Regions from separate parts of the Mus musculus genome. Here region 2 is linked to region 1. Evidence: chromatin loops called from intact Hi-C (ENCODE). Cell type or tissue: left cerebral cortex. All regions are shown on one strand. Each heading gives the region's core, and the rest is flanking DNA. Links, peaks and the distances in the headings are about the cores only.

Region 1 (16,024 bases), core at 5,255-13,254:
CCAGATAACACACTAAGTGGTGATTAAACACTCAACCATGAGCCGTTGGAGGACACCAGAGGCCCAAACCAACAGAGTTACTATAGTCTGCATAGGCCCCCCAAACCCTTACAGTGACAGAGATTTCAAAACTTGGCCGAGCTACAATAGAGCACCTGAGAGTGATTTCAGACCTGAGAATAAAACACGTTGTTCTCGAGTGTGCCCCATGGTTCTGAACCCGGGAATCCTTGGGATGCTTCACAACATCTCAATGTGTGGCCACGACGAACTACAATTGGGTACAAGCTCCATCTAGATGGGATTTTCCTGAGCATGACTGTCTTAGGATAGCATGTAGACTTCAATGGATGTTCTGTGATTGAGAAAAGGAGACATGGATATGTTACTCAACTGGGCAGACAAGGAAAAAAAATGTAGGGGCTGGAGAGTTGGCTTAGAGGTTAAGATCACTGACTGCTCTTCCAGAGGTCCTGAGTTCAATTCCCAGCAACCACATGGTGGCTCACAACCATCTGTAATGGGATCCGATGCCCTCTTCTGGTGTGTCTGAAGTTAGCTACAGTGTACTCATATAAATAAAAACAAATAAATTTTTTTAAAAAAAGAAAAAATATATCTATATATTTGAGGGTGAGCGCCAGGATAAAGCAAGCATGGAAAAGGAATTTGGATGAGGGGTCTGAGGACCATCTTATGGTTCACAGCCCTGTGGGCCCCTCCTTCCCCCTAGGTGACATGGTGATGGGCCACAGTGGGAACTACCCACCCAGTGTGTGCTTTGTGTTTGAGATGTTGCTTGGTCTCACCCTTCATTGTCTGGTGGTCTGTGGTACAGTCTAGGTCCTGAGACCATTGTTATTCACATGAGACACAAGGAATGTTGTATACTGGTGGAGACCTGTGCAGAGTTCAGGTATTAATTCAGGCTGGAGATGTAGCCCAGGCCAGCTTCCCCCCTGCCCCCCAATCTAAGCAAACTCCAACCCTGCTATTACCATGGAATAGAGAGCGTAGGCACACCGAAGGGCTCTACAGCAGTCTGCCCTCTCATGTCTACTTGAATTCAGAGGTAGCCATGGCCTTAACAAATCTCATAGTTTCCCACATCTTCCACTACCCAATGGTGATGTTCTTTGAGTGGCCTCAAATCCTAAACCTGTTCCATACCAACATGGATCCTCACACTGAGCCTGCTGTCTGTGATTCCTGGTACCCAGTCAGTCCTGCTGGGTCTCACCCCCAGCCACAGTCCTTTTTCTTATGTCTGCCTCCTTTTCACATTCCTCCCGAAGAGGTTTCTGTTGCAAGATGTTTGAGTACGGGCGTCACATGCCACAATGTGTAAGGAGAGGTCAGAAACCAACCGTGGGTGGCCATCCTTGCCGTCTACTTTGGCAGGGTTCCTTGTTTGTCTCTGTGTTCATCAGGCTAGCTGGCTTGCCATTTCCAGGGGTCCCCTTCTTTCCATCTCCTGTCTCACCGTGTGTGGGTTCTGGGGATCCAAACTCAGCTCCTTACACTTGTGTGGCTGGAGCTCACACACAGAGCAGCCTCCCCAGCCGGCTCAGGGTGACATTCTCGTGCCTGTGTGCCATCACAATCTCTCCCCTCACATCCTGCCTGGTCTCCTGACCTCTCCTGTAGCTTCCTCTCCCCCACAGAGTCTTCCTTCTCCTCTAGCCCTTTTGAAAACATTTTTTTAAACGAGTTTACAAAGTATCCGGTTTTCTTACAACATCCTCAAATGTCATCTGTGTTTGTCTCTTCTCACCCTTCTCCCTCACCCCTTCTCCCTCACCCCTTCTCCCTCACCTCAGATAACAAAAGCGTGGTATGTTTCCATGATGGAATTTTATTCAGCCACAAAGAAAAAAATGTGCAAGAAAGGGGTTGGGTCTGGAAACTATTATGTTATAATATAGGTAATCCACACTCAGAAAGACAGAAGTCAGAGGTCCTCTTTCGTGTGCAGATCATTTAACATTTATATATGTGAGCCAGTGTGGGTAGAGGTCATAAAACTAGGATGGGGAGTATGGCAGGGGCTTGGTGTGGGCACCAGAACACATCGCCAGGGAAGTGAAAGGTGGCCACTTTAACCCTTATAGTCTTCATCGGTGACACAGCCATTGTGACAGATGGGGAGGCAAGCTAACCTTGTCTCACTGTTGTGGGGAATCCAGCAGAAAAGACTACTTGAACATGAGTTCGAGCCAGTAGAGCATCTTTATTAGGACGCTAGCGACAACACTGGGTGTTTGGGACCACAGTGCAGTCCTGAGCCTTTCCCAGGGTGGGCTTTTAGCACAAAAACAACATCCTGGGTTGACACATCCCAGTTAGTAAGGATAGGTGGCCAGAAGCTGAATTATTGGAGCCAAAGAGCAAGGTTAGAACATTTAGGGACTTCCCTGGAACTGTGGACTTTGATGGATTGGGGGTCTGTTCTCGTGCTGGCAGGTGTTTGCTGACCATGAGCTGGGTTCCAAGGCCTGACTGGTTCTTCCATTATATTGTCAGTTGTACTGTCTTGGGGCAAGGGGTGGCCCACAGGAGAGGTCAGGAGACCAGGCAGGATGTGAGGGGAGAGATTGTGATGGCACACAGGTATGAGAATGTCACCCTGAGCCGGCTGGGGAGGCTGCTCAGTGTGTGAGCTCCGGCCACACAAGTGTAAGGAGCTGAGTTTGGATCCCCAGAACCCACACACGGTGAGACAGGAGATGGAAAGAAGGGGACCCCTGGAAATGGCAAGCCAGCTAGCCTGATGAACTCAGAGACAAACAAGAAATCCTGCCAAAGTAGACAGCAAGGATGGCCACCCAAGGTTGTTTTTGACCTTCACTTATGCACTATAGCATGTGACACCCGTATTTACACACATTGGCAGCATTTTGTCGAGGCTCCACCCCACAGTTACCTGACAACAGCCAGGTGTGCCTGACTCATTGTAAATGGGGCTGCTTGCTCCCTCCTCTCTTGCTCTCTCCTCTTGCTTCTGCTCCCCCCTCCCCATTCTCCTCCCCCTCTCTCTCCACGTGCTCATGGCTGGCCTCTATTCCTCTACTCTCTCTGCCTTTCTTTCTCTACTACCCTTCTCAACTCCCTTCTCCATGTCCTGAATAAACTCTATACTATACTGTCCTGTGGCTGGTCCCTCACGGGGAAGGGATGTCTCAGACTGGGCCATAGAGGCACCCCCCCCCCATCTGACTGCACCTCCACCTCTCCTTATTTTTGTAAAACACACCACATATAGCACGTACACCTAAAACTAAAAAAGAAAACATTATGACAACACCAATCATCCTGTACACCCCATGTGAATGAATGTTTCAAAAGCGTAGATGTTGATCCTGCAGGGTAGGGAGGGCTGAGGTCCTTCTGCCTCTCTGCCAAGCTCCAAAGGGAAACTGAGGTTGCTAAGTTCTGGGCTGCAGTAACCCCAGAGGCCCATGGGCATACCTTAGTGGGAAGAATCCTTTGTAGCTAAATAACTCTGGGTAGCTCTTAGCACCGTGAGTGAAGGAAGAGGAAGAGGGGATACAAAGAAGGAAGTGTCTATGGGGAAGATGGACCCACAGAGGAGAGGTCAGAAGACAAGGCAGGATGGGGAGGGGTGAGGCTGGTGGGGCAGGGATTCATCAACCTATGAGCTCCATATCTATCTATCTATGGACATGCTGTTCCAGCTGACCAGGCTGTTCATGGAAGGTTCTCCTTCCAGAATCTTATCTCTGCCAACAAGACACTGAACTTAATGGCACACAGTCGTGCCTGGCTTTTGGTATGAATGCTCTGGATTTGAACTTAGGTCCTTCACGGCAAGAGCTTTTTCCCACTGAGCCATCTCCCTACCTTCTTAGGGTCACTAGTTGCAGCAGAAATGGGAAACCAGCGGATCCCATTGGCCACTGAGAGTCAGAGGCTGCACACGGGAAATTTCAGAGGGACTTACACTCTATGGGTGTAATACTCATGTTGACCACAAGAGATCACCCTGCAACCACATCCTGGGCAGGCACCCTAGGTTTGAGGCAATGAAGGAGCCGATATTTTCAAAAATTTCAGGTACGTGATGATCTTGTCCTTGGTAAACTAAACAGTTTGTTCTAAACCTAAAGGATCGTTGTAAATTCTATGTGGGGGATTCCATCTCTTCTGTATGAATAATGAGAAGAAACACAGCCAAGAGGAAGCGATATTCAGAACAAGACTTGTTAACCTTCTGGCTGGGCTACCACTATGGAGTTGATTAACCTCTCTGTGCCATTTTCTTCACCTATGGGGTGACCTCTCAGGGTCACCATGAGATTTAAGTGGTGCTTACAACAGCACCTGGCACACAGCAAACCCCACGGGAGGAAAAAAAAAAGCTTGATAAATAAAATAGCCATAGTGATAATACTAATTTGCTCAAAAGTTATTAAATTTTTGTGTCAAATGAATAAAATCCAATAATGAAGGGGCACTCACAAGTCCCAAAACATGTTGAATATATTTAAGTCCTGCAGTGTTGGTATCCTCCCGTGTATTATGCAGACAGCAGGAACAGAGATTTTGTTCATTTGAGACATGGTGTCTGTCTAGATCCAGCCACATAGCCAAGGAGGACCTTGAACGTCTGCCTCTGCCTCCCAAATCCTGGATTACAGGTACCACCTTGCCAGGCTTTCAGAGAGGGCTCATTCCTGTCTAGAAAGTAGGTATTTTCATTAAAAGCAAGTGAATGGAAATTTGGCCCTTTACCCTTGGCTGTGATGTGTGCAATATTTTGCATGAAGTCCTGTTGGGCTTTATTTTGACTGCAAACTATATGTCAGGGTCCTGGCTCATTTTATATGACAGACGTCTCTCAGCCAGGGTGCACACAGCCATGCCAAATGGCCATTACTCAGTATAGGAAGCAGGGGTCCCACTCCTCAGTGTCTACCCCTGAAACCAACCCCACAGAAGGCTGGCTTCTTGATCTGCCTCCATTTGGTCTGTAATCTCCAGGCAGTGGGGTTGACATCTGGCCCCGAGGTTATCAGACTGGAGTTTACATTTGTATCACAGGGAATCAAGCTGTGGGGTGCTCAACTGCAGCGCAGCCAAAGAAAATGAGCAGTGGTGAAACATTTCACCACTTAGAGACTCGGCTACTGTGGCAGCCACAGGTACTCAAGACTTTGCAAAATCAGAGTCGCACGGTTGCTTTCCTAGGGTGCATGAGGTGGTATCAGGCTGTGGAATGCTCTGGAAGCACTGTTGTAGTTACTCCGTGCCCCAAGGTTCCCCCAGCACCTCTTATGGCTTGTGTGCATCAGCCTGCCAGGCACATCTTTAAATGCTTTTTCTTGGGGAGAGCTTCATCATAAAAGTGGACTTAGTAGGTCCACAAATGAGAGCACTCACTTCCGATCAGGCACTGGACTGAGTGGACTTAGTAGGTCAATCTACGTGAGCACTTACTTTCAATCGGGCACTGGACGGGGGGTGGGGGTGGGGTGTAGCTCAGTGGCAGAGAGCTTGCCTACCACATGCCTGTCCGTTAACTCACAGCCGAGAACATAATCAATACAAAAATAAACCTAACCCCAAACTCCCAAACCAGGCGCTCTGTTTTCACCCTAGGTCAGAGTGAATAAGCACTGAACCCCCAGCGCTGGGTCTTGGTTTGTCTGTGGGTGTGCATGCTTGTGAGTGTGTGTACGTGTGTGCTCATGCTTATGCATGTGTTTTGCATGTGGAAGCAGAGATCAGCCTTAGGTGTCACTCCTCAGAAGCCATGCACCTTGCTTTTTTGAGACAGAGTCTTTCACTGGTTTGGAACTCACTAATTAAGCTAGGCTTGCTTGCCAGCCAGGTCCTCTCCTCCGCCCCCCCCAACCCCTAGTGCTGGGATTAAGAGCAGCGGCCATCATTTGCGCTTTTTCTACAAGGCTTCCAGGGACTGAACTTGCAGTTTTGCTGGCTTTGCCCCGCCAGCACGGTGGGAGGGCTCCCATGTTTTCCTTAGCTTATCTTTCAGAGCAGAAGGCAAGCGTGTGGCTTGGGTTTGCTGCGGCTCTGTCACTATTCGGAACCCCATGTGTGTGTCTGCACACCTTCCACTCCCAGAGCAGACCCATAACCAGAATTCAAATGCCCACGGGGCTGCTAGGGCTGATTAGGCGCCCGCAGGCCTGCTGGGAAGCTTAGGTGTGACTAAGATGACAGGAAGATGGCCTTCACCAGTTCTCTCCCATCCCTCCCCAGCAAGTCAGACCTGACTGTAAGTTGTGAGTGGTGGATGTGGACCGTGTAACAAACTCATTTCTCGGTTGCATGGGATCCCCGGAGCCATTTTAGAGGACTTCCCCAGAAGTGGAGCTTTTCTGAGTGAAGGCTGACCGTCTTCTTCTACCTCTGACTTCCAGACTTGTTGCAGCCTTCAGCCGCGGGGCACATTCTGTCTCTTTGCCCCTGTCTCTCCTTCTCACCCTCTCTCCTGCGTCCTGCAGCTGCTCCAGTTTTTTCCCCCTGCAGCTGAGCCAGCCTTCTTTCCTGATCTCTAATTGAAAAAGAATGGCTCGCTCTTCCTCCTCCCCACTTCCCTCCTCCCCACCTCCCTCCTCCCTGCAGCTGCCAGGCTTTCCCTGCTTGCCACTCAAAGTTGTTTTTTTTTTCCTCTTAAAATCTAATTAAGTACCAACCAGAGCCCCCACCCACTCTCCTCAAGAAAAGAGAAAAAGAAAGAAAAGTAGCAGAAGAAACTCCCTTGGGAGTGAACAAAGGACAAAGATGGTTCGTGCATGTAGGGCAAAGTTCAGTCCCTAGGTGAGGAGCTTGAGGCTCAGAAGGTTCTGGCACAGGGTCTGACCAGGAAGAGGGAACACCTGTGACTTGGGGAGGGGGTGTTTCCACTAGGGTGCACACATTTGTGTTCCGGTGTAGGGCTGCACTGCAGCTGACTGTTGCTCCAAATCCTTCCTTACTGTCGAAAGGGAAAGTAGGAATGCAGGAATGATTTGCATCCCTCCGGGGGCAGCCAAGGCTCTGCCATCGCTTCTGTCTCCCCCATGCCCTGCAAGTGCACAGCCAAGAATAATCTCGCCTTCCAGAAAGCTCTCACCACGGATGTCCGGCTTGCTGCGAAAAGCCTTCCCTTTTTGTTTCCTGTTTCCTGTCTCGGCTGTCCAGTGAAATGCCCCCCCTGTAGATCAGTATTTCACCCCGGCAAGGCTCTGAGGACAGGGCAGGGGTGGAAAGGGCTGGTGGAGCCTTTAAATGCCGGCACGCTGCCTCTGCTGAGGTTTAGGTCTTGCATAAAGATTTTTATTTCTTCTTTAACAAAATTCACCGTCATCATGGGCCACAGACCCATCATTAGCAGGTCTGGGGCGGGGGAAGGGACGTTCTTCTGGAAACATCCAAAGACTTGCCTTGTCTTGAAAAGCATTGATAAGGCTAACTAACCAAGAGAAGGCAAGAGTCCACATTTTCCTTTTTTTCATTGAAAAAGTGTCAATGAATTTGGCTTTTCCTAAGACAGCCCAGGGAACTCCACCTGCATGGGGCTGGGCTCCTCAGCCTGCTTTGGTCTTGCAGCCTTGGTCTAGCTGTCCCAGGGGCTGGCTTAGGGGGCTCGAGGCATATGCCTGCTGTTTAAGATCATTCTCTGTGCACACTCCAAATGCAGGGTGGAGGGAATGCTTCACAGAGATTATTGCCCTGGGGACCGACTCCATCTTCCTTCAAATGATGCAAGCTTTCCTCAGGACCCCCTCCTAGCAGACAAAGTCATGGAGAAGTTCACCGAGAGAATTTGCTGGGATTGGGGACTGTCTCTCCGGTTGGCCCAGGCTAGCCTTTAGACATAAGAGTCCTCCTTGCTCAGCCTTCCAAGTAGCTGGGATTCTAGGTTTTATGCATTTCTTTTAATTCGATTTTGAGGTAGGGCCCAAGGTATACCCAGCTAGTGCTAGTGTTGAGTTCAAGGATATCCTTGGATTCCAAGTGTGCACTACTTACTATGCATGGTTTATAAAGCCGGTCTTGATGCACACTCTGTATGCATCCGTTCTACCTACCGAGCTATATCCCCACCTCTAAAGGGTTTCAAAAGTGAAGTATATGTGAAACTTCCGCTTTAGTAGACTCACTGTCCCCTGTATTATTAAGGTTTAGGGATGTAGTAAGAGTGTAGCCACCGGATAATATGGGGTTTAGCAATACTGCCTGTGACGTTGGGCCCGGCCCTAACCTTTCTTTCCTAATTGAGATGGGGACTTTGGGACCACTAGGACTTAGCTAGGTAAAGTTGTGTGAGGCCCTAAGCTTAAGGCAGAGAGGAGGGTTTCCTGTAATGGAATACTTTGAAAATGCCAGCAGAGTAGACTAGCTTCGGGGTCTGTCAATCATCCCTTCTGACCCAGACTGGCTGAGGGCGAGGTCTGGAAATGCTAGTACTTAAGCCTGCGCTAACCTGTACAGACCTTCCTGTGGGGGACAGGCCGGAGGATGGGGTGCGCGGGGGGGTGTCATTTCCTGCAACTTGGTAAGTGAGCACTTTTCTAGCTATAAGTGGAAGTAGCGGGTGTGCGCCAAGACATCAAATGGATTATTATTTCCGACGTTTCCTTGGGATCTGAAACCAATGGGAATTAAGAAGTAATAAAACTGGCCGGGCAGTGGTGGCACACGACTTTTATCCCAGCACTTGGGAGGCAGAGGCAGAGGCAGAGGCAGAGGCAGAGGCAGAGGCAGAGGCAGAGGCAGAGGCAGAGGCAGAGGCAGAGGCAGAGGCAGAGGCAGAGGCAGAGGCAGAGGCAGAGGCAGGTGAATTTTTGAGTTCGAGGCCAGCCTGGTCTACAGAGTGAGTTCCAGGACAGCCAGGATGAGAAACCCTGTTTCCATCACTTAAAACGTATTTTAGTAGGAAGGGGTGTTAAGAATCTGAGAGACCTTGCAGAGGAACCACAGGGCCGACACCTGCAGTTCTCAATGCAGCCTCTGGGAGGCGCAAAACGCCGGCCCCTCGCCTAGCCTTTGGCGTTGGCAAACAAGCAGCTTCCCCTTGCAGCAAAAACGTCCTTTAAGGAGTTCAAAAATTAACACTGAATGATCTATATTCACCACCCACCTGGAGAACGCTCCAGTAGAAAGGAGAAAATCCACTCTCTCTCTCTCTCTCTCTCTCTCTCTCTCTCTCTCTCTCTCTTCTCTCTCTCTCTCTCTCTCTCTCTCTCTCTCTCTCTGTGTCTGTGTGTGTGTGTGTCTGTGTGTGTGTGTGTGTGTGGGTGGGTGTGTGGGTGTGTGTGAGTTTTGCCTCAGTCTGGCAAGCTTCATGAACGCCCTTTGCCCTATCCAGTCTCCCAGGCTTCACTCAAGAATCTCCAGAAGTCCCCTAGCACACTTTTCTGTGTTAGCACAGAGAGACGCAGACGCCCACAGTGTCGTGTTCTGCGGGCGAGCAGTCTGGAAGCCTGATGTGCAGGTCCCACGGGACAAACGATAAGTTCAGAAAGCTCTCAAGATCACTTCTAATTTTATTACGTTATCAGAAAAGAACCTCTTGAAGAAACATTTTTAAGTAGTTGAAATATTTCAAATTCTCATAAGACAAACGGATTCTTGGTCCTGGGTGGCAGGCTCCTTTCGGTCTCCAGGCCCGGGCGCCCGGTGCAGGCGTTACCCTGATTCTAAATGATGCGCATAATAGCACAGGGTTCTCGGTGCTTGGGGTGTCCCAGCTCAAACCCCCCTGAGAGGTCAACGCGAGGCAATATTTGGTGGGTGGATGAGAGGATCTGGATTTTTCTAGGTCGGCCGGTAGGCGGCGCCCTGGGAAAAACAATGTGGAACAGCCGAGTTCCCGGAGTCTGAACCCCGGAACCTCTGGGGTTTGGGGCACAGTAGCCTTGGTGTACAGCTCACTCTCGAGCTTAGCACGCGTGCATCAGAATCCCAGCAGTCAGAATAAGCCTAAGAGGTGCGCACCCAGTGGCGGGGGAGCGGCACGCTGCTCCGACCCCCACGCGCCGGGCAACCCCGCGACCCCGGCTCCCGACGGGGCTCGGCCCACCCCACCGGCGGCAGGTGGACAGTGTTGCTATGAAAGAGAAAGCGTCGATTGTCCCCACCGCGAACTGCCACACGCCAGACCTCCTCTTTTGTGTGCCCCGTATAGAAATGCAAACGAGCCGCGTGTGCCGGCAGCAATCTGCTGGTCCCTGCTGCCCGCGTCCCACAGCGATCTGCTAGGGGTAGGGGTGGGGGATGGGAGGGCTTAGACCTTGCAGCCGCGACCCCGAAAGGCGCAGAGTCCTGAGTCCCTAGTGGCAGCCTAGGCCTAATGTCAGCTGCAGTTGCAAACCTTTGACTTTAAGTTTCGGTTTCGATGTAACAACCCTATAAACTTCAAACTGAAAATTGAGGAAAAATTAGAAAGGTCGCAAAAAAAAAAAAAAAAAAAAGAGCAAAAAAAAAAAAAAAAAGAGGGGGCTTTTACATTCTCCAAGTGTGCATTCTACAAATTCCAGTATCGTATCAGCAAACAACGTACTTTTTTTTTAAACTTTTTCCTTTTAAGGACTTACAAAAAAAGAAAGGCGAGATGAAATCTGCAGGCTCCAGTCTGCCTGGTAACACCCTGACAAAAGCGGCAGATTTGAGGCTGTGTCATCCCCCGCACCCCTCCCCACGTGGCCTTCTGGCACGAGCCGCAGGCCTGCCGCCTCATTTGCATCAGAAAGCGGGCGCTGGCCAATGGGAGTGCAGCCTCCCGCCAGCTGGCGGCGGCGCGCCGAGCCTGTCTATAAAAGGGCTCTCCCGGCCCAGCCTGGCGCACTCGCTGGTGGTGGGCGCGCATCGGACTCTGGGAATCTTTACCTGCGCTCGGGTTCCCTCCGCACTCTTTTGGATAACTTGCTGTTCGTGGATCGCACAATGACTCTGGAAGAAGTCCGTGGCCAGGATACAGTTCCGGAAAGCACAGCCAGGTGGGTTTTGGGGTGCCGAGAGTTGGCCTTGTCTGGTAGTGGTCTTACAGGGTCCTCTAGGATAGAAGTTTGCAGGGTGGGAGCCGTGCACTGTCTGGCTGTGAGGTGCCGAGGCGCGGGACCAGAATTACTGCATTCGATTCGTGTCTAGAGCTAGAGTTTGGGGTGCCAGCACCTGATCGTAGTTGGGGAGCCTGATATACGGGCGCCAGATCAGAAGTAGGGAACTGGGAGTGCAGGCGCCAGGTCGAGACTGGGTGATGGGGAATGAGGGCGCCAGATCATGACTAGGGTGCCAGAGGTGTGGGCGTCAGGTCGGGACTGGGGATCCGGGTGTGTGGGCGCCAGGTCGGGACTGGGGATCCTGGTGTGTGGGCGCCAGGTTGGAGTTGGGAGGCAGGAATGCTGGCGCCAGGCAGGTCTAGGCTAAGGGGCCAGCTGGGACTTGGAGGTCAGGGCAGGGATCTCTCCGTCGCGTCCCCGTGCTGGTCCCCACTCACGGCGCTTGTTCTTTCACAGGATGCAGGGCGCCGGGAAAGCACTGCACGAACTTCTGCTGTCGGCGCAGCGCCAGGGCTGTCTGACCGCTGGCGTCTACGAGTCCGCCAAAGTCCTGAATGTGTGAGTGTAGAAAGGCCCCGCGTGCAGGGATTGGGGTTGGCGCGGCGCGGAGACCTGGGGGTGGCATCGACTCTGACCTTGTCCTTCCCATCTGCTCTGCAGGGACCCTGACAATGTGACCTTTTGCGTGCTGGCTGCCGATGAAGAAGATGAGGGCGACATAGCGCTGCAGATCCATTTCACGTTGATTCAGGCGTTCTGCTGTGAGAACGACATTGATATCGTGCGCGTGGGAGACGTGCAGAGGCTGGCGGCGATCGTGGGCGCCGACGAAGAGGGGGGCGCGCCGGGAGACCTGCATTGCATCCTCATTTCGGTGAGTGTCCCCCACTGTTTCCCTACGCCAGTCCCCCAAACCATCCTGGCCAACGACAAGCATGGCTGACCCATGTATTTTTTTTTTTTTTAAATTCAGAATCCTAATGAGGACACATGGAAGGACCCTGCCTTGGAGAAGCTCAGTTTGTTCTGCGAGGAGAGCCGCAGCTTCAACGACTGGGTGCCCAGCATCACCCTTCCCGAGTGACAGCCTGGCAGGGACCTTGGTCTGATCGACTTGGTGACACTCTAGCGCGCTGCTGGCTCTGGAGTGGCCCTCCGAGGGCGCTCGAGTGCGCGTGGAGACTGGCAGGCGATGTTGCCTGGAGAGCGAGGAGCGCGGCCTCCCAAGAAGGGGGTCTGGCGGCAGCGGGGACACCTTGTTCCGAGCCCAGGACTCTGCCAGTGTCCGGAGAGGCTGCTAGCACAGGAAGGCCTAGGCGAGGACGTTGGCCCCAGGGCCGGGAAGAACCGACCAGCGAGGCAGGTGTGACTCAGCAAGCAGCCTTCCAGTGAAAGGAGGGGAAAGAAAGGCAGGCGACCGCCTGGACTTGGTACAGCGGCAGGAGCGGCCACTGCAGGAGCGAGCTGGACTTAGCCGACTGCACTGCTCTTTCAAAAAACGGATCCCGGGCAATGCTTTCATTTTCTAAAGGACGCTATCGTGGAAGCTTTGAATATCACAATAAACTTATTGAAACAAACTTAATGCCTTTTTATTGAGGGTAGGGGATTCTAATGGGGAGGGGGCGGCGGTAAAGGATGTTTCACGGCACCTGGGACCACCTTTCTGTTGGGGCAAGAAACTGCAGCCTCCTGGGGCTGGCGGTGGGGGAGGGGGTGCAGGCGAGTAGTAAACGGGAGAACTTGGGCCAGAGTACTGTTTGAGCCTTTCAGGAAGATTTCAAACTTGCAAGACAGGAGCATACTTGATAAGGCATCCGGGTGCAGGAGCTCCAGGCTTGCAATCCAATTCGATAACAGTGACTTCTGCCTCCAGTACCTCCCCTCCCCCGCTCCGCCCCCTCCCCCCACCTTTGCCTCGACAGCTGCTTATCTGAACAGCTTGCGGGAGGCCCTGTGCCTTCCAATACAATGAGCTTGCCTCTGCAGCTCTGCCCTTGGTGCGGTGGCTGGGGATGGGGGCGGGTTGCTCTAGCTTTCAGGAACTTTCTCCTTTTAATTGCTCTGACAAAGCTACGCTACTAAAGTATTAATATCAAATATGACACCAGCGAGTTGCGTTCTCAGTATGAATCATCATTTTGTCACAGCCGTGATGGAAGTTACAGTATCTTAGCAGAAGTTGGAAGGCACCGTCTATTATAAATAGGAGTGAGCCAGTCTGAGTGGGGTGGGCATCTGCTAGTTCCTATTCTCAGGGCTTCTGCCCACCACATCAGTGAGGGCTGCTGCTCTCCACAATTCCTTTTAAAGTCGGAGGACAAACTCACCAGAGCCAAGATTATCTTTTGAGAAGGATCTGGGGGGTGGGGGAAACGTCCCAGTGAGAGGACTTTTTCTGTAGCTTAGTGCTTCTGGCTTTCACTGCGCATTCCAGGCCGTGCTGACGGATGGGGGGGGGGGGGGGGGGAAGCCCACGTGGGGCTTTCTTGCTGTCAGCTCTGCTGCCGGGCAGAGCTGGAGCCTTCGGGGAAGGGCGGGGTGGGGTGCTGTTTTTCTAAGAAGGCCATTGGGCTGATTTACCAGCAACGCTTAGGGAGGCTGGTTTGCCGGTTGAATGCCACTTAAAAAAAAAAAAAAACAAAACAAAAACGCCACAGCACATTCTGGAAGCCTGTGCAGGGCAACAGGAAAAGTGCAGGAGCGCGTGGACGCTTCCTGTAAGGAAAGGGTGCCCTTTCTGCTCCACACCGACTCTGCTGAAAGAATGCAGCCACGGTGGTGCCCAAAGAGCAGCGCTGTTTCGCTTGGGCGTTAAATTTTTTAGGTGGAGGAGCCTTTCAGTGGGGAAGTAGACCAGCATGCTGATAAAAATGACCTCTTGCCATAGTGTTCAGGAGAACACTGCAGGCTGGCAGACCCTTGTAGGCACCCTTGACTTGGCAGTCGGTAGGAAACTCGGCTTTCTCTGATTGGTCCTTACTTCTGCGGCCACCTGTTAGAGTTTTAGGAGACAAGAATTATGAGGAGGGCGTGGGGGTGGGGAGTAGGAATCCAGGGTTTGACGTCTAGAGGCTGGGAAGGGATGGTTGTGGCCAGAATTTGTGCTGAATTCATATGTGTGTGTGTGTGCGTGCATGTTATTATTATCATTAACTAACCAAAAGGGCATAAAATAAATTAAAAGGTGTGCAGTTATTTAGGCAGAGTCCTGGTCTCAAACTCAGCATATAGTTATGGATAACCTCGAACCTCTGTTCCAGCTGCCTTCAGCTCCGAAGTGCTGGAACTACGAGTGTGGGCCACCACAGCCCATTCTGTGCAGGGTTGAGGATGAAACCCAGGCAACATACACAACACCACATCCCTGTACTTCAAAAGCATGGAGTTTGAAAACCTTGCATCCCATGCTTACAGTGACCATGGGTGAATATGCATGGGTAACCCTAGATACATGCTAAACATGACATACATGTCCAGGAGAGGAACGTGAGTGTTGAGCCCAATACTCTGCCTCTAGAAAGCACTGAATGAGTGGTGATGACTTAAAGGCTAATGGCAAAAGAAGGCAAACACAAGAGCCACAGAACAAATGGGTGAGCGGTCTGCAGGCTGATTCTGGAGAGGCACCTGTTTTCATGGGAGACCTTTTTTTTTTTTTTTTTAAACTTATAAAAGTTATAAATCCATTTGGAGGAAAGTTGCCCAATGCAAAAACTAACCAAGAGACATTGTAGCCCAGTGGGGACAGACCTGGGGTTTGCCTCTGGTTTACATCTTGCAGGTGCACAAGCACACATACACTGTATCTGCTTTTGTCACTTCCCTTTTCAGTGGGCAGTCTCTTGCGGACCCCTTGGAGTGAGTGACTTCAAAGGCTACATACAACTGGTTCATTCCAGTCTATGATCCAGCTGATGAGTCTTTGCCAAACAAGACAGACACCTGGAGCTGGGGGACATGTCCCAGTATGTAAAGTGTTGTAGACAAAGAATTCAAGCCCCACAACCCATGTTAACACACCTGAGCATGGTGCTATGGACTTATACCCCCAGCACTGAGTAGGCAGACACAAAAAGGAGGATCCCTGAGTCTGGTTGGCCAGCCAGCCTAACCTCTGATAAGATCCAGGTTAATAAAAGACCTGTCTCAAAAAAAGAAAAGGTGGCTGGAGCTGGAAAGATGGCTTAGTGGTTTACAATTACCTGTTGGGATTTGAAGTTCTCCTCTGCAGGATTCTAAATGCCCAGTGTCTAAAACAAACCTGTAGCACTGTTCCAGAGCAGTAAAAGTTAACCACGCTGGCCTTTTATTGTAAAAACCTGTCTTAACACTAGATGATTGCTGTAAAATTTGCCCTGGCACACTTCCCAAAGATGAGATGGATGCAGACCTGGTGACTGGGCTGTTGAGGTAGCAGAGCAGGCAGAGTGCTTGTCCCCAAGCCTGATTGGTGACCTGGTGACCTGGCTTTGATCCCCAGAACCCACAGGACAGGAGGAGAGAACAGACTTCTGCCTCCCCATGGGCACGCACACAGAGAAATAAATACATTAAAGAAAGATTGAGCTAATTAAAACTAAAACAGAACTGGGGGGTTCTGGGAGGGCCAGGCAGCCCTGTCTATGCAGAATGCAGAGCGTTGTCTACTCGGGGAGCCAGTGCCTCCTTCCAGGAAGATAAGAGGACCGAAGAATCTCTGCCATTTACTGTAATTCTAAAGGGCTGACTTCTGGAATTAAGCATTTCATTAAAGGATTCACCCCAGTGGGAAAAAGCAAAAATTAAATTTTCCAGATGAAGAACAAACCAAACAAGGCTGGTAAGACAACTCAGAGAATAGACTTTTTTTTTTTTAAATCTGTTTTTAAAGAAGATTTGGAGGGTTTACCATTGGTTCTCTAGGCTATCAGCTTCCTTGAAGTTTTCATTCTGGTATGTAGCTATTCTGACAAGATAGAAGATACTTTAAAGAGAGATTCTTGTAACATTAG
Region 2 (16,024 bases), core at 3,581-11,580, 72 kb after region 1:
AGCTGCTCATGAAGCAGAACATGGGCCAAGTTCAAGTCCCTCTCCCCTTCTGATCATGTGTGCGATCTCTAAGGATCTATTCTCATCAACATGGCCACCTAACAATGTCTGAAGAGCCTCCAACAAGTGTGAGGACTTCCCAGTGTATTGAGTTTTGACAAGGAGACCCCAGCATCTAACATCCATGTCTACATACTATCTGTCCATTTATCCATCCAGTCTGTCCATTCATCCACATCCACACATCTACCCATCCACCCTCCCACCCAACCATCTATCCACTCATCCTTCCCATCTATTCACCCCTCCATCCAACTACCCATCTACACACCACCAGTCCTAACTTTAATCCCAACCCTAATCCTATTTGGACATGCCTGGGGTTGATGCTGCAGCCTAAGGGAAGATTGCCTGTTCAGGGGTGGGCAAAGGGGATTCAGAGGGTCTATAGGTGGCCCATCTCAGTGGCTTAGTCTTGTCTAATGTCAAGTCTCAGGAGCTATGATGGAATGTAAGTGGCTACTGAGTTTCCGGGGAAGTTGCTGAAGCCCTGGTTCAACCTACTGGGGGGCTGGATTCTCCCCTTAGTGGTGGCCCTCAGAGAGGTAGTGGTTCATAAAAACCCAATAGGGGGCTGGTGAGATGGCTCAGCAGGTAAGAGCACCCGACTGCTCTTCCAAAGGTCCGGAGTTCAAATCCCAGCAACCACATGGTGGCTCACAACCATCCATAATGAGATCTGACTCCCTCTTCTGGAGTGTCTGAAGACAGCTACAGTGTACTTACATATAATAAATAATAAATAAATCTTTAAAAAAAGCTATTGAAAAAAAACCCAATAGGAATTTGTCAGGGAGGTTTTAAAAAATGGAAATAATGCCCCAGGGTCTGCTGGCCTTCTGTGCGCAGGGCTAAAGGGATTTGGGATTTTCCTAGGGAGAGTGTCACATGATCATATGGCTCGGTGGGTCTCTTATCAGCCATCAGCCAATTACTTGGATGAAGGGTCTGCATTGGAAGGCAGCCCTGTCCCCACCTTTGATCTAGAGACATCGTGCATTTCTCATGAGGCTACAATAAACAATACTTTTCCTAGGCAGGCAGCTATGATGCCCGTCAAGGCGTGCTCTAGGCTTTGTATTGTTTTTAGCTTCCACACACTTTCACATACACAAAAATATATGTAGCACTGGTGAGAGCCCCACGAACTGCTGAGACAATGCCTGATGCCAGTTGTTGTATCTTCTGAAAGTATACCTAATGTCAATGTTTAAGGAGTTGGCATATCCTATGAGAATTGTACCTAGATGTTTGCTATTCAAAAAGATGTCATTATAAATGGTAAACACATCCAACTACTCACATATCTACCAGTTCATCATCACCCATCCATCCATCCATCCATCCATCCATCATCCATCCATCCATCCATCATACACCATCCATCCATCATACACCATCCATCCATCCATCCATCCATCCATCCATCCATCCATCCATCCATCCATCCATCCATCATCCATCCATTGGTATTGTCTGTACATCCACCTAGTGTCATCAACACCTGCCCATTCATCTGTCACCATTAACGGTCCATCTGTCACTCATCTATATACTGTTTATATGTATGTAATAGTAGTATCCAAGAATTTCATTTAAGGATAAACATGAGTGTTAAAATGATTGATTATCAAAAGGGATTGTTCAGTCCAACTTTCTTCACATACAAATTGCTGGTGGCATGAGGTCTACAGCTTAGCCTTCTGCCACTGAGCCAATAGGACCCTGCATCAGGTAACCCATGCGTGTGTCACTTGGGCCTGTCTGCAGGTGCTCTCTACCTGAACCCAGGTGGGAGAGCCCTAGCCCTGTGGCTCACCATCTGGGGTATGCACGTAAGGTTTATTACTGCATCGACAGAGGTGCTGGTCTCGGCTGATGTACCTGCTCCCATCAAAGCCTTGTACCCAGAGAGTTCCCGGAGGCAGTAGAATATTTGCTTTCGGGACTCTTTAGCACTGTTGGGAAATGTGTGTTGACATTGGTGATAAGGTAGCAGGCCGGGAAGCTGGAGGGAAGAATGGGCTCTCCTGAGCAGGGCGGAAGATCTGTGGTCTCCAGGTTCTTGTGTCCTTGGCTTGTTGTCGCAGTGCAATGGGGGAGGAAACGGAGAATCCCCAGAGTCCCTCCTGACTTGGGGAGGGGGGGGCAGGGAGGGATCCTTCGAGTACAAGCAGGTGTCAGCCCTCAGCTGTGAACCTGAGTAGCAGAAGGGCAAGCTTCCAAGTCACCCCTTTTCCAAGTTCAAAGAACCTCTACACTTCCTTGAACTGCCCTCCTCCACCCTGTTCTCGGGCTCACAGAGGAGCCGCGCCCCTACCCGCTTAGCTGTCAGCTTTCCGTGAGGTGGCCTTGGGGTTTGGGATCTCTCTTTGAGGGGCGAGGGCTTTGATGTGCGGCTGCTCTTAAGCAATCTTTTAACTTCAGTTTCCACACCATAGGGGTGTGCTGAGCAGGGTTTCTTTGTTGACTCTGAAATTACCTTTGAGAGTGATTCTGGAAAAGGAGAGTCAAAGCCATCTGGGAGAAAATCCTGGAACTTCCCCTTGGCTGGGTAGCATGAGTTCTGGTGGGATTGGAGACCGGTGCTGGAGCTACCAGATTTTTGGTCCTACTATGTTCAGGTTGTCTGTATTGGGGCAATGGCTGCTATGGAGTTCTGTGGAGAGGTTTCCAGAGCTCGCCTCTAAGAGAGAGGGGTACGTGTATACATGAGCGTGTGTGTACCTATGTTGTACACATGTCCCCTGTCTCATCAGGGACAGGAAGGAGACAGACAAGCCCCCAGAAGTTCCTTTTGGAGGCAGTCAGTTTGAGGGAGTTATAAGATTTGGGCCCAGAAGGAAGAGCATTCAGCACATTGTCTAGAAGCTTAGAGTTGAAGTCCCGCCTGATTCTGTTTGACTTAATTTGTCTCTTCAGTACTCTGTGGTCACTCCCCCTCCCCACCCCCCTGCCCCAGGGTGAACAGATCACCTAGTGGTGGATTCTGGGTAATGGGCCACCGTGGGTCCCAGGCTTCCGTGGGAATGTAAGCACCCACTGTCTGTGCATGCTAGCTATGGGTGAAACCCTTCACCTGTAACCCTGGAGCCAGATGGGATTTGAGCCTGCGGCTGTTTTGGGCAGTGTGTGGATCACATGCTCCACCCAACCCCACTGTGTGTGGGTAGCAGCCGGCAGGCAAAGGTATTAATGTTTTATAGCAAAACTAAGTCAGGCAGAGAATGCCTCACGTGCATTCAGGTTGAACCCTGCCTCTAAACCTGTTATGAAACAGTGTCTTGTTCCCAGGGCTTTCTGGATTTGGAATGACTGGCTAGGAACTACAGAACTGCAAGATAAACAAGCCCATTTGACATATTAGACTGGAGAATCAGGCTTGGAGCTTTGCTGGCCTACCATTTGAATGTGTGCACTGGTGGCTATGGGCATGTGAGTGTGCTTGTGGAAGTGTAAGTATATGCATGTGTGTAACAAGTGTGTGCACGTGACTATGCATGCAGTTGGATATGATGAGTGTGTGAGTTTGTGCACATATATATACATGGATCTCGATATGTGTGTGCGTACACTACACTCATTTGTGCGAGCCCAAGACAGAAGGGTGGACTGATTTTCTAGACCATAGGTTCAACACAAGGCCAAGGACTGAGCCAGCCACTCTCTGGCCCTGGGAATGCACCCTGCTGCTCTCCACTTGGCTTTTAAGCAGATGGGCTCTGTGTTCTGGAATAGCAACTAGGTTGCAAGCAATGAGGTGAAGGTCTGTGCTTTCATCCTGTAGGTTGTCAGCATTCTTCTCTGTCTCCCAGTTTCTCCTGGCTCTGATTGCTCAGTAATGAACACAAAGAAGTCAAGAGAGAGAAGGGCTTGGGAGCTGGGAGGGTCCTCTGGTGAGGAAGAGGTAGAGATGGGTTACCATTCAACATCGTAAAGCAGAATGCTGATAATCTGGAGCCCCAGAAGGGAGCTGCCTCCTAGAAGAAGGTGAGAGGGAGTTTAGTCTTCAGAACAGGGCCCAGGGAGACAAAGAGCCTACAGAGAGAGTGTGTGTTCTGACATCAGGGCCTCTGGGAGCCCCCTGACCCTTCTTTCTGGGTCTGTGTGGGGAGCGGTAGGAAGTCCATGACCCACACTGGGAGAGCTAAAGATTTGAGCTGCTTAAGACTCCGATAGATCTGAGATCTGAGGCTGAGTATCCTGTCTGTCCAGAGAACAGGAAGGGCCAAGGGTTAGCTTTAAGTGAGTTTAAACAATAATAAAACTGTGGTATTGTATATGAACCAAGATTGGTGCTTAGTGCATGCCTCAACTTCCCCATGTGGACTAGGCTGCAGTGGTGCTGGGAATTAGTGTCAGCTAGGAGATGTAGAAATGTCTATGGATCTTACCGAAAACTTCTTTTAGGCTTGGGAAGAAACGCACAAGATTGCGGCCATAGCCGGAGACACTCCTTAGAGAGTGAAGGGAACACACTCAATGCACTGTGCTCACAGAAGAGGACCTACAATTTCAAATCTCCCTCTCCCTGTCTCTGTCTGTCTGTCTGTCCGTCTGTCTGTCTGTCTGTCTGTCTGGTGCACACTTGCCACAGCAGGCATGTGGAGGTCAGACGACGAGTTCAGGTGTTGGGCTTTGCTTCCTGTCCTCCTTGTTCCTGGAAGTCTCTTGTTGCTCTCGGCTACATACCAGGTAAGCTGGCCTGTGGTCATCCCAGGACACTTCTCTCCTTGCCTCTTGCCTTGGAACATCAGGATTGCAGACATGTGCTATGGCTTCAAATGTGTTCTGGGGATGTGAGCTCACGTCTTCACTTTCACACGGCAAGTGCTTTATACATTGAGCTACCTCCCCAGCCAATGTTGTGCTTTATTAAAAAGAAGAAAAAGAAGGAGGAGGAGGAGGAGCAGGAGGAGGAGAAGGAGAAGGAGAAGGAGAAGGAGAAGGAGAAGGAGAAGGAGAAGGAGAAGGAGAAGGAGAAGGAGAAGGAGAAGGAGAAGGAGAAGGAGAAGGAGAAGAAGAAGAAGAAGAAGAAGAAGAAGAAGAAGAAGAAGAAGAAGAAGAAGAAGAAGAAGAAGAAGAAGAAGAAGAAGAGAGCCAAGAGATGTTTGATAGAGTTGGGTATGATGTGGTGGGAGGGATGCCTCTATGGGCCCATGCTGAAGCATCTCTTCCCCCTGAGGTACTAGTCATACGATGGGTATAGTGTAGAATAGAGTTTATTTAGGGCATGGGAAGGGGAGCTAAGAAGGGAATGGAGGCAGGGAGAGAGAGAGAGAAAGAGAGAGAGAGAGAGAGAGAGAGAGAGAGAGAGAGAGAGAGAGAGAGAGAGAGAAAATGTGTGTGTGTGTGTGTGTGTATGAGAGAGAGAGAGAGAGAGAGAGAGGGAGAGAGAGAGAGAGAGAGAGAGAGAGAGAGAGAGAGAGAGAGAGAGAGAGAGAGAGAGAGAAGAGGCCAGCCAGGAACACGGAGAGAGAAAGAGAGCAGGGCAGAGGAAAGGGAAAGAGGGAGAAAGGGGTCAGAGAGAGAAGAGGTAAAGAAAGTAAGAGAGTAAGAGGGAGAGGAGGGGGCAAACAGCCCCTTTTATAGGAAGACAGGCCTATCAGGCTGTTGCCAGTTAGCTGTCGGGTGGATTGTAGAAGTAACGCCAACACTAATATCCATAATCTATATGTTCATGTGAGACAGCCTTAACAAATGAAGATACCCAGGTTAGCAGCTTCAACACTACCCAGAAACCCGGATAGTTTCACTGTATCCATCCTCCTTCTGGAACTGGCTTCCATGGCCTGAATTCTGTGATTTTGTCACATTGCCTAAAGTCTTATGGTGTGTTAGTTACTAAAGTAACTGATAATTTTTTCTGGTTTTGCACTTTGTGTGTGTATGCGTGCACACGGGTGTGTGTGTGTGTGTGTGTGTGTGTGTGTGTGTTGGCACCAGTGCTTTATGACTGAGCTATAAGCCTAGCCTGGTGATTATAAATAAATTCACACTGCATAAATTCTGTGGCTCCCCCTCCCCCCATTTTTATTCCTCTGCTTTTGAGACATGCTTGGTGGGACATATACCTAGAACCAATCATTTTACACTGCTGTCTTGCAGGAAGTACTAGTTAAAATCAGCCCTTTGCTACTGCAAATAGACAATGCTCACCTGAATATCCCTTCAAGATGCTGATCTCCAAAGCCTGATGCTGCAGTTTAAATCTTGCTCTGACCCAAAGGGCCTTTAGGGACATCATTTGTAAAGCATAGATCATTGTAATGTGTGCATCAGAGGTCTGTAAGGAGGACCAGGAAAGTGGTTTCAGGTAAAATGTTTAAGTGGTAACTGTCCTGGGAAAGTGACAATTGGGGTGGTGACCAAGATGGTGGTGATGGTGACATAATAGCTGTAACATAATGATGGCGTTGGTGAAGGTAATGATGGTGGTGGTGGTGCTGTGTGGGTCTGCATCCCACGGCCTCTGGGGAGGCAAAACGTGGGGAGCTTGACTGAGCTTATCATATGCTGCCACCGGGCAGGTATTGGGCTTCAGGGAAGCACAGAGACACCACTCTGGGGGTGGGAAAGCACAGTCTTAGACGTGAGAAAGCAGAAGCTGGAATTCCCTGGCTTCTGGGCCTTCAGTCATTGCTGGAGAACTGCACAGAGAAGTCGGGAACAAAGTGTCAGGGGTCCATGAAGGAGACTTGCACACTGGATCTCCTTGCTGGGTCACTCTCTGGCTTGCTCATAGACTCGCACTTAGCTAGATTTCTTACACAGCTCAGGATCACTTGCCTAGGAATGGTACTGCTCATGGTGGACTGATCCTCCTACAGCAATTAGCAATTAAGGCAATCCCTTACAGACACACCCTCAGGCCAAGCTGATCTAGGCAATTCCTCAACTGAGGCTCTCCTGTGACTCTAGGTTTTGTAGAGTTGATAATTCACGCTAACTAGGAGAGCAATCTGAGGGACCTGTACCCATTCTGCAGCACTGATGGTTGCACAATTGGCTAAATTAAGTCTGAATGTTCACAGAAGGGTCTTCTTTAAGTACTGATTTTCAAGCACAGAGAAGGTGGGAGGCTGTGAGGCAATCATGCACAGGAGGGGAAGGGAGGGACAACCTCTAAGTGGGTTGGGGTCCGCTCCCCCACCCCCACCCCCAGACACAGGTGTGGCTGATGGGGATCCTGCAGACTTGTTCACTCGCCAACTGAAGCACTCCCGTTTGGAAAAGTAGCAGATTCTGCTGGGACCATCTGGTGGCAGGAGGCTCCAAAACCACAATGGAGATTGCCAGGCAGGAGGAGAGCAAGATAGGACTTGTCTAGCCTCTTGCTTTGGCTGCTTTGTCACCCACAAGCCAGCGCTGCCTTTTCCCATTGCGGGAGGGAGTGGTGAGCTTTCGTGGAGCGTGACCTGTAGGAGGAACAGCCTTGGCCACCTCTCCATAAACGCCGCTGCTGGGGGCCACGCAGCAGCAAAGGCATCTCCTGCAGTGGACCTAATTGAAGACTGCCAGAGAGGCCATTGATTGCGGACCCAGACAATGCCAGCCAATCAGGAACTGCTGTTTAGAAGCGATGCCTTCTTAGGACCAATGGGGTGGAGGTTCAGAGGAGCTTGCTGCTGGCGTTTCTCACCTGCTTCCAGAGTCTGTGTTGTTGATTCCATGCCACCTTACCTCCAACCCCCAAGGGCAGGTAGGGTCTGCAGGCAGCGAGTCGAGTCGTCCAGGGCAAAGGCAGCAGTGACCAAAGCTGATGACAGTGCTCCGTGAACATCAAAGGGTGGAAGTACCTGGGACTGTGTGCCTCAACTCCCTGTGCGCTCCCCTGAGTGGGTACATTAGCCGGAGTGCAAACCCTCAGTGTTCACACCCCCAGGTGCACCGCCCCACTGTGCAGCCCACGCCTGTGTGCAACCCCCTTCAGCCAGCCTCCCCAAAGGCGTGGATGCAAGTTTATCATCCGTGTCCATTCCGAACTGGTTTTTTGTTTTTGTTTTTTTTTTTGCCGAGAACGGGCTACCTGGGCAGAAGCAAGGAGGGAACCTAACTGCGGGGCTTATGCCCCTTCAGGGCGCCCACCTCCTGTCCCAGTAGCCTCTGAGCTCAGTTGGGGAGGGTTTGTAGGTCACCTGGGTACTCCTGAGCACACGGTCAGGAACACATGGGTCTTCGGTCCTGTCAAGGCCCTAGGAAGTTCATTGCCTGGAGAACCTTAGGGGACAGGGCTGAAGTGCTGGGAAGGAACACCAGGCCTTCAGCTCTTGCCTCCCCCACTGGAGGTGCTGGGTAGCTCGAATTCTGCCTGGCAACCAGGCCACCCTCCATCTGCTGTCTGGGTAATGAACCAGCCCCGCGGCTGGCACAGGCCGACTCCCATTCTTCTCTTCTAGGATTACCCTTTCAGACCCCATTGTTCTTTGCTAATGGCCTTAAAACAGGCCTGCCTGCTACCTTCCCCAGCCTGCTGCTGCTGCTGGAGGAGAGCCGCCACATCTCTTCAAACTTGAAGGGTGAGGGAGGGCACAGGCTAGGGGTGGGGGTGGGTTCAAGAGGACAGGAATACAGGCCTCAGGATGCTCAGGCCTCCTGCCTTCAGCTGTGACCACTAGCCAGGCCTCAAGTGTCACAATATTGTACCGGGTGTCCCTCGTTTAGTGCCCTAGCTGTGTTGCCACGTGGTGTATCTTACGTCCCTTTCTGAGACCTATCTCTATGCAATGCACAGCTCTTTCCATGCCTGGACAGATGGCCGAGGTGCCAGAGGTGGTTTGAAGGCTACAGGTTGGCTATGGGCCATCACACATGCATTCACTGTGACTATACGGTCACCATCCCCAGCGGCAGCAGAGAGGACAGTGCCAAACGGGCACTTTTCACCCTTTTCTGGGGTTGAGGATCAAATCTAGCAGGGCAGGAATTCATGTACACCACTCTACCTGCCCTGCCCCCACCTTCACATGACATCCCCCTGTTGCAGCAGCAGAATGCATGGCTGGTAAGAATGAGATTTATTTCTTCCGGGTTGAATTGGAGGATTCAGCCAAGAAGTGCAGTCACCAGCAATATGTGATCACAGGGTAGTAGGTTCATTTCTTTTTGCTCACTAAAGAAATGGAGGAAGAACACAGCGATTATCTATCTAAAATGAACAAAAAAACGAAGGGATCTAGATTCCCATGAAGCTGTCCCTGAGCTAAGCTTCTCTGGGTCACCCTGGCTTGTTTAGGTTGCTGGACAGCTGAGCTCTGGCCTCCGCAGGGTCCTGACTGCTGCAGTACAGTCTGCTGGCAGTGGGTCTCCAGGGTTTGCGCCTGCCTGCTCCCCTTTTTTTTGGGGGGGGGGCACAGCATGTGTCCCAGACTGGCTGCGGCTTTGTTGTCTGGGCCACAGCTTTCTTCAGCTTTGCAGATCTTCAAAGCAATGACATGCCGTGTCAGATCTGCCCAAAGTCCAGGCACGTGGCAGGCGCCCAGCATGCAAATTAATCGGACGCTCTGCCTGTGGCCTGGGGCACCAGCCCCACACCCTTTGGAGGCCCAGCAGGTGCTCCACCGGGCAGGTGTGGGCCTCACCATATGCTCTGCTGAGCATCTGAGCATCGGGTTTCCTCCAGAATCTTTCAATTGCTCGCCAGGTGAGATAAAGTGAGTAGAAAGAAGCCCTGTATCAACCTGTGGTTGCACGAATCACCTCTGGGCAATGACAGCCCTGAGCCCCAGCAATGACAGGCAGAAGAGAGGGACAGATGTCGAGGCGGGGCCTCAGTGCAGCCTGCCTCTCAGGAAGACTGGAGAGGTGTATTGAAAAGAGACTGAGGACGTCGCGGCTCAGTGGGCCCAGTGCTTGCCTATCATTTACAAAGCCCTGGGTTCTCTCACCAGCACCACATAAACTGGATGTGGTGGTGCGTCCCTTAATCCCAAGATGTTTGGTGGAGGCAGAAAGATAAGTTCAAGGTCATTTTAGACTACATAACGAGTTTGGGGGGCAGCCGGGACTACATGCAAACACTGTCACAAAGTCTTTTGTATTTAGGAGACTGGAGTTGAATGACCCAGATGCTTCCGAATGCACAATGGAACCCAGATGTAGGACGGGAAGTCTCAGCAGGGGAGCCTGACTTAGCTGCTCATCAGAGCCGCCCTGGGAACCTTAAGATTCTGCACGTGCTGGTTGTTTTAGGAATAGTTAAATCAATAGTTAAATCCTATACGGTAGCCCTGAGCCACCCCAGGGCATGAACATTTATTGCAGTCAAAACTACAGTTTGCCATGCCACTCTGGCTGTATTGCTGAGCCCGGTGGCTGCGCTGATCCCTGTAGACAGCGAACCAACCTTCCAGCACTCTTGCAAGACGACCCAGAGCAGTTTGCTGGGCAGCCTCCCTGGCCAGGGATTCCCAGGTTGAAGGTGTCTTGGCCATGAAAAGGTGACTTACCACTCTGGGTGAGCCTCTTGCTACACAGTGTAACACTGGTCTCCCAAATCTTTGTGCCCCAGGATTGTTGGGGTGCAGGTGGGAGGACTAGGGTGGGGGAAGTATTATAATCAAGTTCTCCCAGCCTGGCAGGTACACTCAGCCCCATCATGCCTCAGCCTCCTTTCTCCCAAGCTAGGCTAACCTTGACCCTGACCTGCCTAATGTGTGTTTCTAGGGCATTCCCTTGAGTTCTGGTTATTCACGCCCTGCGGAACTCTTAGATGTCTCCAGACTTTCTGCAGGCTCCTAGGAAGCCTTCCATTCCTCCAGCAATCCTGTCGCCTTCACACCCCAGTGTCTCAGGCTCCAGGAACCCCAGGTGGGCACACACTGGTGCCCAGAGCCAGTGTGGGGTCTCTTCGGCTCATATGGAACTCACCCTGTAATTTATCCAATGAACACTGTGGTAGCATGTGCCACATGCCAGGGATCTTTGAAGCGGAGAGATTGCTTCTGAAGTGAGCACGAATGTAAACCGAGAAGGGTGCGGTGACGTTCATGATTGGGCACACACAAAACCTGACTTTTAGGAGGGGCACGCACTGTGGCTGTAGGGCGCCATTTCATAGCATGTGCTTCCAGCTGTTGATGGAGGAGGAAGAACGAGAAGAAGGAGAAGGAGAAGGAGAAGAAGGGGCGGGGGAAGGGAAGCTTCTGTCCTGACAGCTTGAACTTCTTTTCATTGTTCCAGGAGTCAGCAGCAGGCCCAGCCAACAGCTGTGCACTGCGTATATCAGTAACAGCTGCCTTCTCCTGGGGTGAAATTAAAAGATTAGGGGGTGTGGGGCACGTGCTGGCCCCAGGAGCCCAAACAATGCTTGATTTAGGGTGAAACTCGTCTGGGAGGCTGACAAAGGAGAAGGCTCTGAGTTGGCTAGGGGTCAGGATGGGGGTGGGGGGCTGGCTTTGACAGAGACAAAAGGAGGGGAGCGGGAGGGGCGAGGTTGGGGGAGACAGGGCCCAGTGAAAAGAGGCCTGGAGCAGCTGCTCCTGCTCCAGAAATTTGAGACGGGTCTTTTCACAAACACAAACCCTGGAGAAGAATGGGGAGGCAGGCTTAGCTGAAATGGCCCCTTTTAGAAATGAAAAGGAGATTGAGAGCCCTGTCCGTTTTCCAAGTTTTCACCTAAGAGGGTGGAACATGATTAGTGCAGAAAGAGTGTGCGGAGGAGCAGATGGGCGAGCCACCCCGGAGCTGGGCTCTGTGTTTACATAACAATCATGGCCACACTGGGGTGCAGGAGCCAAGCTCCACTGCCACACTCCGCAGAGGTGGTGGTTGCCCCTGACTTCCAAGTGGGCAGTTCAAGCATGGCCCCAGTGTGGCTATTAACTGATGCCCTGGGCTAAAGCAAATAGATTTCATGACCTTGAAGAAACCAGGTGCCTGCCAGCAGGAGGCAGCCAGCTTTGGAGCATCCTGTAGTTTCACCTGGACAGAGCACTCTGTCTGAATGGCCGAGCATGTCAGACTCTCCTCCCTCCTTCCTCCCCCCACCCCACAATGGCTGAGCATGTCAGACTCCCCCCCCCCCCTGGCCACTGTGGAGAGCTGAGATTAACCTGTTGGAGAGACAGCCCTGGCTAGACCCCATTGGAGTCTGAGGTCAAGGGTCATTGGAGTCTGAAGCAGAGGTGCCTGGCAGCGGAAGCTTGGGTTTGCACGTGCCCCGAGCTTTGCCTCTGAGAGCATCCTTGTCCAAAGGCATGGGCTGGCACTGACCTTTAGAACAGAGATGCCAAACTCACTTAGCCTGTGCTCCCCAAGATGCCAAGATCCTGGAAGACAGAGGGGCTAGGGAATGCACTAGATAGATAGAGGCAACCTAATGGCTCTGCTCACAATATCCCTGCTCCTTTGACGGTGAAATCTGAGCAAGACACGAAGGTTGGAGGTGGTGGGCACTGTGTCAGCATCCAGGTCTCTATGGCTGTGGGTGTCTCAATAAATACTTGCAAGAACTTAAGAGAAAGGGTATAACCTGTGGGCCTCTAATTGCTTCTCAGCTCAGGTGGAGGGGGGGGGGCGGGGAGAGACATACCTCACTATGTGGCCATCTCCCGCCCATGATCACTCAAGGATCCTCTCACATACCCAAGTCCACCTCTATATAAAATGATATCTGCGTGTCTCTGTGCATAGCTTTCCATATATTTTATTTTAATCAATTAATTAGATAATTGATTTTTCTGTGGTGCTGGGGTAGGAACTCAGGGCCCTGTACATGCTAGGCAAGGGTTCTACTACTTACTGGTGCTCTTATCCTTGCCCACAGATGAAATCATCCCTGGTTAATGCTTGGTACCCAGCTCAGTGCAAACACTATGGAAATTAGTGTACAGAATTGATTGGGCATAATGCCAAACAGAGATTGTACACGTTCAGTACAGTGTGCCCCACCCCACATTTTAAGAGATTATCTTGTTTCATTTAATTATATGTGTGTGTGTGTGTGTGTGTGTGTGTGTGTGTGTGTGTTTGGGAATGTATGTGCAGGTACTTCTAGAAGCTAGAAGACTAGAAGACAGGATCAGATCCCCTGGAGTTAGTGTTATAGGTGATTGTGAGCCATCGAATGTGGGTATTGGAAGCTGAACTCAGTCCTCAGCAAGTGCTTTTAACGGCTAAGCCATCTCTCCAGCCTCTGCCCTTCCTTCTGTTTTAAATGTGAGACTGGGGAAGAGGAAGAGAGAGAAGGCCAAAGGGGTGAGGTGTTAACACTTGAGAAATCTGGGTGAAGGGCAGACAGTAATTCTCTGTGCTGTTCTTGCAATCTTTTTCTAAGACTGAAACAGTCTTAAACACACACACACACACACACACACACACACACACACACACAAACAGGTAAGAGCCACCCAGATGCATGGCATGTGAGTGGCCATTCTGGACCCTCTGAGTGACATCATGGATCCTGCAGGCCTAGGTAGCTCTGCCAGCCCGATGGTCTCACCAGTTCCCAGTTCACCTGTCATGAGAACCTGGACCTAAGCTGTGTCCCTAAAGAGGACTGTGTGTGTGTGGGAAGCAGTCATGCTTTTGGGGCACCCAGATGGGCGTCTTTGTGGAAATCCCCGAGTGTTACAGTTTCCACAGTTCAAGGGGACCAGAGTCCACAGCTGACCTTGTGGTAGGCTATATGTTTGGGTATTGCTTCTGACAATAACCAGAGTGGTGTGTGTGTGTGTGTGTGTGCACGCGCGCGTGCGTGTAGGCCTCCCCTAGTGCCATTTCTTAGGAGGCACCGACATTGTTTTTGAGCTAATGTATCTTACTAGCCTGCCAAATAGGATAGGTCAATTGGTCAGTGAGCCCCAGGAGTCACCTGTCTGCCTTCTCCAGTGCTGGCCTCACAGATGCATGTCCATTTAATATGAGTTCTAGGGGTCAAATTAAGGTCCTTGTGCTTGCATGGCAAACACTTTCCCAACCGAGCTATCGGCCTAGGCCCTCTGAATCAATCTTACATGATTGCAGAAAGCAGCTGCCTGTCTCCAGGGTCTCCTACTTTACTTCTACCTCTATGTCATTTTGCCACTTGGGTTTAAGGTATGTACAGGTCCCACCAAAACACTTATATCTGAATCCCTGGTGATGGGTGTCCGGGGAAAGGCCCTGGACATCACCACTATGTACTCCTTTGGAGTTTGAATGTGCTCTGTTGCTTAGAAGGGCTACCTGGGAGTTTGTACTCAGGGATCTTTTTATGTTTTTAAGAGGGGTGTGAGCTTGGCTCTCTGCTAAGCTCCTTGAGGCCAGGCTGCCTTGAGGACCAGAGTCAGGTGTAATTCTGGACGCATAGACCTGTCTTCAGGACACCATGTGGCCACCCTGAGGTCGGAAGTCTGGAATTAGTTTCAGGTCTAAGCTTTGTAGCTGAAAAAGGCAGAGGAATGCAGGCAAGCTCTGCTGCCTGCATCCAGAGAGTGGTTGTATGAAGACATTGGCATCGGATGTCACAGGTAAGATGCCTGTGTCTTCTTACAGCAAGGATTGTGATGTCATAGAGCGTCATCTTCATTTCTTCAAGACTGGTGCTCTGCAGGGGGCCAGAAGGCAGCAACTGTTTCCCCCTGGCCTGACTATGAGATGCTTCTCCTTGGATTGGTCCCATTGCAACTTTTCCCTTTCCTTAGGATTTTAGAGGGATGCCTGTGCCATTGGCTTGCTGTGCAGGTTGTCGTGGGCTTCATAAAACTTACCACCATCTGTGTGGTTTTCTCCAAGGTCAAATGTAGGAGGCTGGCCTGCAGAACAGAGTGTGGGTGGAGCTGGCTTGGTGATGCCTGGACCTTTCAGTGGTTTAAGTGCACAAGCCTGGCTCTGTGCAAAGTGGCAGGGAAACCAGGGCAAACAGGGTAAGCCACAGCCACTGCTCTGCAGCAAGTCACTTAGAAATGAGCATCTGTGCCACACTAGCTCTGCCTCTGCGAGGGGAGCAGCCAGTCTGTCTCTGGTATGTTAATGAGTGGAAGTTTGCTCTCTATACCTGAGTGTGGTGGAGACCTGCTGTGAGAAACCCCTGTGTGCTGTGTGCATGCAGTTGTTCCTTTTGGCTTTTGTGTCTGTGAAGAGGTACTGTGGACACCAGGATACCTGGAGAAAGAAGCCTGTCCTTTCTGTTTAACAGCATGTCCTGCTGGCCCGCCCCACTTGACTATAGAGGGTAAAATGTAGGTGCTTGAGAGAAGGGGCATGCAGCAGAAAGTCTGGGTCTCTCTACGTAGCCCCAGATGTTCTGGAACTCACTAGAGAGACCAGACTGGCCTTGAACTCCTAAAGATCCACCTGCCTCTGTCTCCCCAGTGTTGGGATTAAAATTGTGTGCCACCACTGGGCAGTGGTGGCGCACGCCTTTAATCCCAGCACTGGGGAGGCAGAGGCAGGTGGATTTCTGAGTTCGAGGCCAGCCTAGTCTACAAAGTGAGTTCCAGGACAGCCAGGGCTATAGAGAAGCCCTGTTTCGAAAAACCAAAAAATAAATAAATAAAAATAAATAAACAAATAAACAAATATAAATAAATAAATAAATAAATAAATAAATTGTGTGCCACCATGTCTGGTCAGTCTCTGCTGTTCTTAACGAGGCCACTTCAACTCTTCTGAGTCTCTTTAAAGGTTCAGAACCCAGTTCTTCTCCATTGCTGTGATACAATTCCTTGGCAAAAGGAACACAGAGGAGGAAGGGTTGACTTCTTAGCACACACTTCCAGGTTTTAGCCTGCCGTTGTCAGGGCAGAGATTGGAAATAGCTAGCCACATCCAGAGTCAAGAGCAGAGTGAATGAATGCAAGCAGGTTTGCCAGAGCTCAGTTCTCTCCATGAAATAGAACTGCCCACATTTAGGGTGGGTCTTTCTACCTCAGTTCTATCCAGTTAAGAAAATCTCTCAGCCATGACCACATACAGATCAACCTGATCCACGCAGTTCCTTCTTGAGACTCTTCTTCTCGTGTTAACAGTGAAAACTGTC

The links. Peaks named below come from ENCODE experiments on the same cell type or tissue, not always from the same donor. Only the 100,000 strongest peaks of a DNase experiment are listed, where the experiment ranks them.
Region 2: a loop joins it to region 1, with 2.9 times the contacts of the local background. A loop is called at or near these places in 9 of 42 quality-filtered maps.

Annotation. Positions count from the first base shown.
Region 1 is chr13:51,835,866-51,851,889 of GRCm38, forward strand. It overlaps Gadd45g (growth arrest and DNA-damage-inducible 45 gamma), which reads left to right and starts at 10,810. Exons shown (of 4, transcript NM_011817.2): 1 at 10,810-10,967; 2 at 11,487-11,588; 3 at 11,691-11,904; 4 at 12,004-12,610. The coding sequence starts at 10,915. The coding sequence ends at 12,114. In left cerebral cortex, for the core only: CTCF peaks have their summits at 8,987, 9,793 (motif pointing right), 10,796, 12,189 and 1 weaker place; DNase peaks (open chromatin) are centred at 7,101, 8,986, 9,444, 9,842 and 7 more places; H3K4me3 peaks cover 3,804 bases; H3K27ac peaks cover 2,981 bases.
Region 2 is chr13:51,909,442-51,925,465 of GRCm38, forward strand. No RefSeq gene overlaps it. Among named protein-coding and RNA genes, the nearest start is that of Gadd45g, 71 kb to the left of the region's middle. RefSeq lists an enhancer at 10,472-12,691. In left cerebral cortex, for the core only: no CTCF peak of the experiment used is centred there; no DNase peak of the experiment used is centred there.